Regions from separate parts of the Homo sapiens genome. Here region 1 is linked to region 2. A link is an interaction called in ENCODE POLR2A ChIA-PET data of the cell type or tissue named here. Cell type or tissue: A673. All regions are shown on one strand.

Region 1 (4,000 bases), 340 kb after region 2:
CGTTCACCCTACCATATCTCTCCACTACTGTCCACTCTTCATCAAATCTAGAATAAAAACACACAGGCTTAATAATTTCCTCAGGTCTTTGTTTTCTTGTGAAGCCTCCTGTGTCATGTAAAACTTATATTAAGTAAATTATCCTTTTATCTTGTATATCTGTTTTTTTTTCTTTTTGTTTTGTTTTGTTACAGGAGTGCCAGGCAATGAAACTAAGATGGGTAGAAGGAAGATATATTTTTTCTCCCATACAAATGTTTGGATAATAACAATTAGCTTAGGTTGAGTGGTAGCTGCCCTTTTAAAAGGGTGTTTCCCGATGCATTTCATTCATTTCTATTACCTACTGGTCCCTGTAGACATTTGACTCTTAATATGACTTGGTGGGGCTCAACACAACAAGGTTATTTGGGGACTTGTTTATTAAACATGAGTTGTTTTTTATATTCAAGTTTCCTATATAATACATTTTTAGGGACCAAGACCCACGCCTTACATATATTTGTAAACTCCTAGTACCTTATGCCCAGTAAGCTTGTAATATATTATTTGTTGAACGAATTGAAGCAATAAACAAATAAATAAAACCCTTGCCACATTCTATAAATTCTTTACTTAAGAAAGGGGTTTGATAGTCTATTTGATTAGTTGACTAAAGAAAGCAATTTAGAAAACCATATTTGTAGACAAATAAGAAAAGAGTGTTAGGGATCATGATGACTGAACAGGTCCTGCGTCATTGTAGAATTTCAGCAAAGTGGCTGATTTTTAAAGATGATTTATGAGATCTGGCCTGGCATTGCACTAAGAAACATTATTTGCTTACTAAAAATTTTGATGTCTTTTCTTCTGTCCTTTTTGCTAGTAGAAATGCACTTTACCATCTGTCAAGACAGTGACAAAAATGCTGAAAACCTCATGATAGAGCCATCGCTTTTGAAAAATGCTAGTAGTTATGTCAAGCTGGGACAGTGAAATTTTGGAAACTATTAACAGAGGTCGTTTTCAATTTCCATATTTAATTTTGTAAAGAAAGAAACTATAGTATCATTTTAGCTTTCTCCACAACATTACCTAAAATTTTAGTTGCTGTTAGTGAGGAAAGAAAACAGCTGGGATAACAAGTGAAATAACTTTTGTTGGAAGAAAATTTCAGAAAGTAACTACTACTTGTGGTATGTTCTATGAACACTCATAACTACCAAAAGATAGGCTAGAATTTAAAACACATTCACGTTTCTTACATATATTAAACGTATTTATATGTGTGGAATGATAAGGTGGAGAAATCTAGATGTATGCATAAGAGCTGTAAAGTTGGGGTTGCCATTTTTTTTTTTGAAATGGGGTCTCACTATGTTGCCCAGGCTGGCCGTCAACTGCTGGGCTCAAGTGATCCTCCCACCTCGGCCTTGTAAAGTGCTTGGATTACAGGTATGAGCCCAGGGTTGCCATTTTAACAAGGATTTCCTAGTTAAACAATTTCTTTCCTTTAATTATCCATAACCTGTCAGCCTTGTGGAAATGTGAAATGGGAGTGGCAGAGTATCTAACACAGAACTGTGCTGATAAAGTCAGTATTACCTTGGTCTCATAGTATGAACTTTGGAACTACATTATGTATCATTTAATGATGAGAATATGTTCTGAGAAATGCATCTTTAGGCAATTTTGTCATCAAGTGAATATCATAGACTGTACTTACACAAATCTAGAGGGTCTAGTCTACTATACACCTAAGCTATATGATAAAGCCAAGTGCTCCTACGCTACAGACCTGTATTGCACGTTACTCTACTGAATACTGTAGGCAGCTGTGTATTTAAACATAGAAAACGCACAGTAAAAATACAGTATAAAATATTTGTAAAACAGTACACCTGTAAAGGCACTTAGCATGAATGAAGCCTTACAGGACTAAAAGTTGCTCTGAGTGAGTGACTGGTGAATGTGAAGTGAATGTGAAGTCTTAGTATATTACTGTATGCTACTGTAGACTTTCTAAATATTGTATGCTTAGGCTACACGAAATTTAAAAAAAATTTATTTCTCAATAGTAAATTAACCTTAGCTAACTATAACTTTAATTAATTAATTTTTCAATTTTTAAAAATTATTTAGACTTTTGTAATAATATTTATCTTAAGACACAAATATTTTTATAAAAGCACAAACATCTTTTTTCCTTTTATCCTTATTCTATAAAACTTTTACTATTTTTAAAATATTTAAGTTTTTTTTTTTTTTTACTTTTAAGCTTTTGTGTTAAAACCTAAGACACAAACACACACATTAGCCTAGGCACACAGGGTCAGGATCATCAATATCACTGCCTTCTACCTCCATATCTTGTCCCACTGGAAGTTCTTTAGGGCAATAACACATATGGAGCTGTTAGTCACCTCCTATGATAACACTGCCTTCTTCTGAGGCTGTTTTGCTGTTAACCTTTTTTTTATATAAGTAGGAGTACCTTCCAAAATAATGACAAAAAGTATAGTATAATCAATACATAAACCAATAACATAGTTGTTTATTATCGTCAAGTATTATATACTGTATATAATTATATGTGCTATATTTTTATATGGCTGGCAGCACAGTAGATTTGTTTACACAAGTATCACCACAAACACGTGAATAATGTGTTGTACTAAGACCTTAAGAGGTCTATGATGTCACTAGGCCATAGGAATTTTTCAGTTCTATTATAATCATGTGGGGCCATCATGGTATATGCCATCTGTCATTGACCAAAACGTTCTTATGTGGTGCATGACTTTATATAATTTGGGCATACATATTTCCCTCTGAATAAAATCTCTGCTACTTGATGTTACTTGGCCTCTCTGAGCTCCATTTTATCTATAACATTAGAATAAATGTACTTAGAAATGAACTTCAGCATGATTGAGAGGTATATATAAAATGATGGAGGCCGGGCGCGGTGGCTCACGCCTGTAATCCCAGCACTTTGGGAGGCCAAGGCGGGCGGGTCACGAGATCAAGAGATCGAGACCACGGTGAAACCCCGTCTCTACTAAAAATACAACAAATTAGCCGGGCATGGTGGTGGGCGCCTGTAGTCCCAGCTACTGGGGAGGCTGAGGCAGGAGAACGGCGTGAACCCGGGAGGCGGAGCTTGCAGTGAGCCGAGATCGCGCCACTGCACTCCAGCCTGGGTGACAGAGCGAGACTCCATCTCAAAAAAAAAAAAAAAAGATGGACTTAGTGTACCCCCAAACCCCTATCCATCCCCCTCAAGGTTTTTGGAGGTTTTATACTTCCTCCACCCTCCTCTTTTCAAAATCTGTTTAAGGGGACGGATTCTAGTAAGATCACTCATACTTAGATGCAAATAAGACTTCAAGAGTCACCTGCCTAAGCATGTGTTTACCAGGTGTCAAAGGTTTTAAATCAAAAGAATGAATCTTTAACTGTGGAATTTTAGGAATTAATTACTTATTGGGGGAGATATTTATTTGTTCAGATATTCAATTCCCTATGCTTTTGTGTTCCAACCATAGAAGTGGTAAGCAGTCTGCTAGCTAGACTAGCCAGCAACCAACTGGACAAGGTGAATACTAAGGAATATTAAAAAGGGATACTTTTCTACGTAGTCATGTTTTTATTTAAATACACACACACACACACGCACACACACATACACACCACACACACACGCAGGTTTCTTGTTTCATCTATGGCTACCTAATATGGATTGCTAGAGGTTTATTTTATAGCTGAGAAAAATGAGGCTTAGGTGACATACATCAAAACGTGGGGGAAACAGATCCAAACCCAAGTAGTCTATTGAAGTAAAAAAAAAAGCAGCTTAAAATATTTAAACTTTAAGACCAGATGAAATTCCCATTTCTTGACCCCTCCTACTGTCTCTAATAGTTATTATTGTCACCAGATTCTCAGTTTCTTCTTTGTGCTGGATACTTTAAATGTATTATAAATTGCATAATGTCCAATCCTTCACAACATAGTTTAA
Region 2 (4,000 bases):
CTTGTCTCCAATGCATGAACTTTATTTAATTAACTAGTAGAGGATAAACCTGCTTCACTCAAAGATTATCTATCTATCTATCTATCTATCTATCTATCTATCTATCTACCTATCTATACACACACATATATATATACTCCCATCTCTCCGGCAGTTATTACCCAGGATAACTGATGCAAATTATGTAATATATAAACCATATATACATATATATAAAGTTATCTTTGAGTGAAGCAGAAGCAGGTTTATCCTCTACTAGTTAACTAAAGTTTATTATATATTATATATAAGGTTTATATATATATTATATATATTTAATTAGAGATATTTAAAAAGTCAGAAAAGGAACAGAGAAAATAGATAGCAGCCAAGGAATATTGATCAAAAATGCTGCCACAAAACATGAAAATTGAAATCACACATAGGCACGCATTTAAGAAATTTAATAAAACATCTGCCTCTGTTCTATAAAAAAGGCCCAAAGCAGAGATCCAAAGGCTCAAAGTGATGACCATTGTCCTAATTTTGATCTAAATGTCCTTAAGGAAATGGAAATCCTAGGGACCACTTGTAAGTCCCTTCACACTCCTCCATAGTTAAGTAGGGCAGTCACTTAAGTACGATTTGAGAGGTACCAAAAGCCAAACCTGACCCTCCAATTCTTCCTCCATTTGGCAACTTTGGCATTATTCTCTCTTTCTGCCTAACACAAGAAGAAATTAATGACTCTTCTGGTCAGATAAGCAGCTTCATATCAACATGACCAGGATATTCTCAAAATGGGTGCTTCCTGCAGAGAAAGAGTTGGGACCTATGTGGCTGCTTTGATGACCTGGTTTAAGCACATATCAGGTTATCAGTTGAGGTTTGTTGAACATTCCATAGAGCCTATCCATGAAGATGAGATATCCATCAGATGGACTGCTGTGCAGAGGATAACCTAGGAGTAACAGGCTGCAAGATGGTACTGAACAGGCTCAGTAATAGGACCTCAGAGGATTGGAAGAAGTATTTTTAGCCAGTTTTGGAAAAAAGATATTAAGAAAAAAATATTTTCTTGGGAAGGCAACACCTTCTGAATCTGTAAGTCCAAGTCTAAATATGGAACTCCATTAGAAATTACCTGTGTGGCTTGAAGCAAATTACTCAACCTCTGCATCTGCTGTAATTTTTTGCTTTCTGGTTACCGTAGGGAGATCTTTTTTTCCTTTCTTCCTGTCCTGTTGTCTACCTTTGCTGTTTGGTGATTTTCTGTAGTGAGAGTCTTTGATTCCTTTCTCTTCCTTTTTTTGTGTAAAATCATCGACACTCTGAAAGCTAGTTTTCCTCTCTGAAATGCATGAAATAATGTTTGAATTGTAGGTTTCTAGATATTGTAATTGAGATGATGTTGGGAAAGTACACAATACATTGGCTAGCACATAGTAGGCAGCTGATGACCTCTCAGGCTGCGATGCTCCACCCCATGGGCACTGTTCTCAAAGTGGATGGCCCTGGCTGCTGTGGAATGTGGAGGCCATGGGAAATCAATGAGAAGAGCTATTACTATTATGACTGTCTTCTCATTTTGCCTAGATGTAGCTCCACTCAGTCATGTATTGAACTAGCACAAGAAAATAAACTCTTTGATCCCTCCGTTTATTTTCTATCTCTTCATAGTCGGCAGTGGGATGCATGTGAAAAATGCCTATACTGATGGAAAAGGGTGCCTTGTGAAAGTCACTCTGTTTCCTTAACTGGTTTCAGAAGGCAAATCATTTAAGGATTTGCATCCTCAGTTTCTTCACCTGTCAAATGAGAGACTTTGACCAAATAGTCTTTAACGTTCTTTCCAGAATTCTTTGATTTACCACCTGGATCCCATTCAACACTTTAATCCTGGGACTGCCCACAGACAGGAAATCTTGTTCTCAAAATGACAATGAAATTCATTTAACATGAATTCCCAGGGGATAGGGGAAATGGGCCAGACTTTTCCTACAAGTTTGTGACATTTAGTCCTTAGCAAGTAAAGGAAGCTGTCAGACTAAGCTTAAAATATTCCCTTTCTCTGATAGTGTATTAATTAAACATGCTTAATCATTGCTGCAACAGCTTTGCAGAGAAAATTTAAGTACAGAGGACTCAGGGAACAAGCAGGTTATGGGAAAGTAGAAAAAAGTCAAGGGCATGTTTGAACCTCCTCCTTTCATTTCTTTTAATTTTAAGGGCTTGAGCAGTTGCTGAAAGGCCTTAGTGTGAGTAGATTGGAGTTCTGTCCTGTTGAAATATCACTCAACTCCCATCTCTCTGGCAGTTACTATCCAGGATAACTGACGCAAAGTGAGAACACACACGTAAGTCCCTTTCAAAGGAAAACCATCATATCTACTCCCACTTTCTTAACAGGTTTTCTAAGTCTTCAATAAGTTTGTGTTAGCTGGGAATGAATGTCTGAATTTAGGCTTCAGAAATGTTCCTCCCCTCCACCCCCAATCTGTATAATTACTGTTTTTTTCCTGAAGTCTTTCAAAATACTATAATTAACAGATTGGCAGATAACCCATATAACTGCAGTTAAGGCAAATATAGTATGCAGCTGTCTTTGCATTAAGTGATTAAATCAAATAGCATAGTTTTGAAGTACATTTATAAAGCATAAATTTACCTCCTGGCAAAACTGTCTTAAGTAACACACCCTACACCATCTGTTCACTCAGTATTAATACCATATTTCCCAGGACTATAGCTAGGGAGAGCAGAGCTACCAGCTGTGCAGAACCAAGAGGTGCTGAGAGATCCTTTGGAATACTCAGCAAGTTTTGGATCCTCTTAAGGATGCTCATAATAATCATGTATCTCAAACATACACACAAAACATCCATGCACACACACAGACACTCATGCATGCACACACACATATCATGCACATGCACAAACATGCATACGACCTCAAGATGCAGATGGTCTGTATTTTGATCTTTTGAAAGTGTGCTCACTTTTCATCAACAAGGCAATACACGGGTGTTACCTTAAGTGCATCTATTCAAGTACTTCTTTCATTAAAGTATTTGTTAGACAATAAGTCATTCAATTCCTCTATGTGTCAGATTAGGTACTAGGGATACAATTGTGAACAGGGATGGCGCTTGCTCTCCTGGAACTTACAGCCTAGCATAGACATCTTTCATTAATAGACTAATTACAACCAATAGTGATGTTTTAAAGACAGAATAGAAAACCACACAAGCCTAACCTCATTTAGGATTTATCAAATCCAAAGACATGAATAGTTTTCAACTCAAGAATATGTACAATAAGTGAAAGAAGTTCAGCCACTAAAAACTTATTCAGGACATGTCATGTCGGTGAACAAAACAAGAAAAGATGTTTACAATTTGATGAAGAAAACTGAAGCTAGTAGTAAAAGGACATGCTAGATACAATGATTCAGACTATTGTGCAGAGGTTCAGAAGTATCAAGCAAGTATTGAGAAATGGGAAGCCTGACATGTTTTCTGGAACAATCGTTATCAACTCTGGCTACACGTTAGAATCATTTGGGAAACCTTTTACAAATATTCATTGCCAGGTCTCACGGCAGACCAATTCCATTAGAAAATCTGCAAATGAAACTGGGGGCTTCTCTCTTTTTTTAAAGTTCTTGAGGTGATTTTAATGAGCCCTATCCTGTAAAGAGTGGGTTTTGAACTAGTCATCTAATGATGATATCATCTAGAGCTGCACTGTCCAATATATTAGCCACTAGCCACATGTGGCTATTTAAATTTAAATCAGTGAAAATTAAATGAAATGAGAATTCAGGTTCTCAGCCACCTAGCCCCATTTCTAGTGCTCACTAGTCACATGTGGCTAATGGTTGACATGTTGGAAAACACAGAACATTTCCATCTTTGCCGAAAACTCTGTTGGACAGTATTACTGTAGATGGATGAAGATGAGAAAAGTGGACAGTAATAGAAGTGAAGGCATGGCGGTGGGAAAGACATGAGCAGCAGTA

The links. Peaks named below come from ENCODE experiments on the same cell type or tissue, not always from the same donor. Only the 100,000 strongest peaks of a DNase experiment are listed, where the experiment ranks them.
Region 1: POLR2A ChIA-PET joins it to region 2 with 5 read pairs; 2 of 35 experiments call an interaction of 5 or more read pairs at or near these places.

Annotation. Positions count from the first base shown.
Region 1 is chr9:12,724,529-12,728,528 of GRCh38, reverse strand. All of the region lies in intron 3 of LURAP1L-AS1 (LURAP1L antisense RNA 1), which reads left to right. Among named protein-coding and RNA genes, the nearest start is that of TYRP1, 33 kb to the right of the region's middle. In A673, no CTCF peak of the experiment used is centred here; no DNase peak of the experiment used is centred here.
Region 2 is chr9:13,062,798-13,066,797 of GRCh38, reverse strand. No RefSeq gene overlaps it. Among named protein-coding and RNA genes, the nearest start is that of SNORD137, 92 kb to the right of the region's middle. In A673, no CTCF peak of the experiment used is centred here; a DNase peak (open chromatin) is centred at 1,937; H3K27me3 peaks cover 234 bases.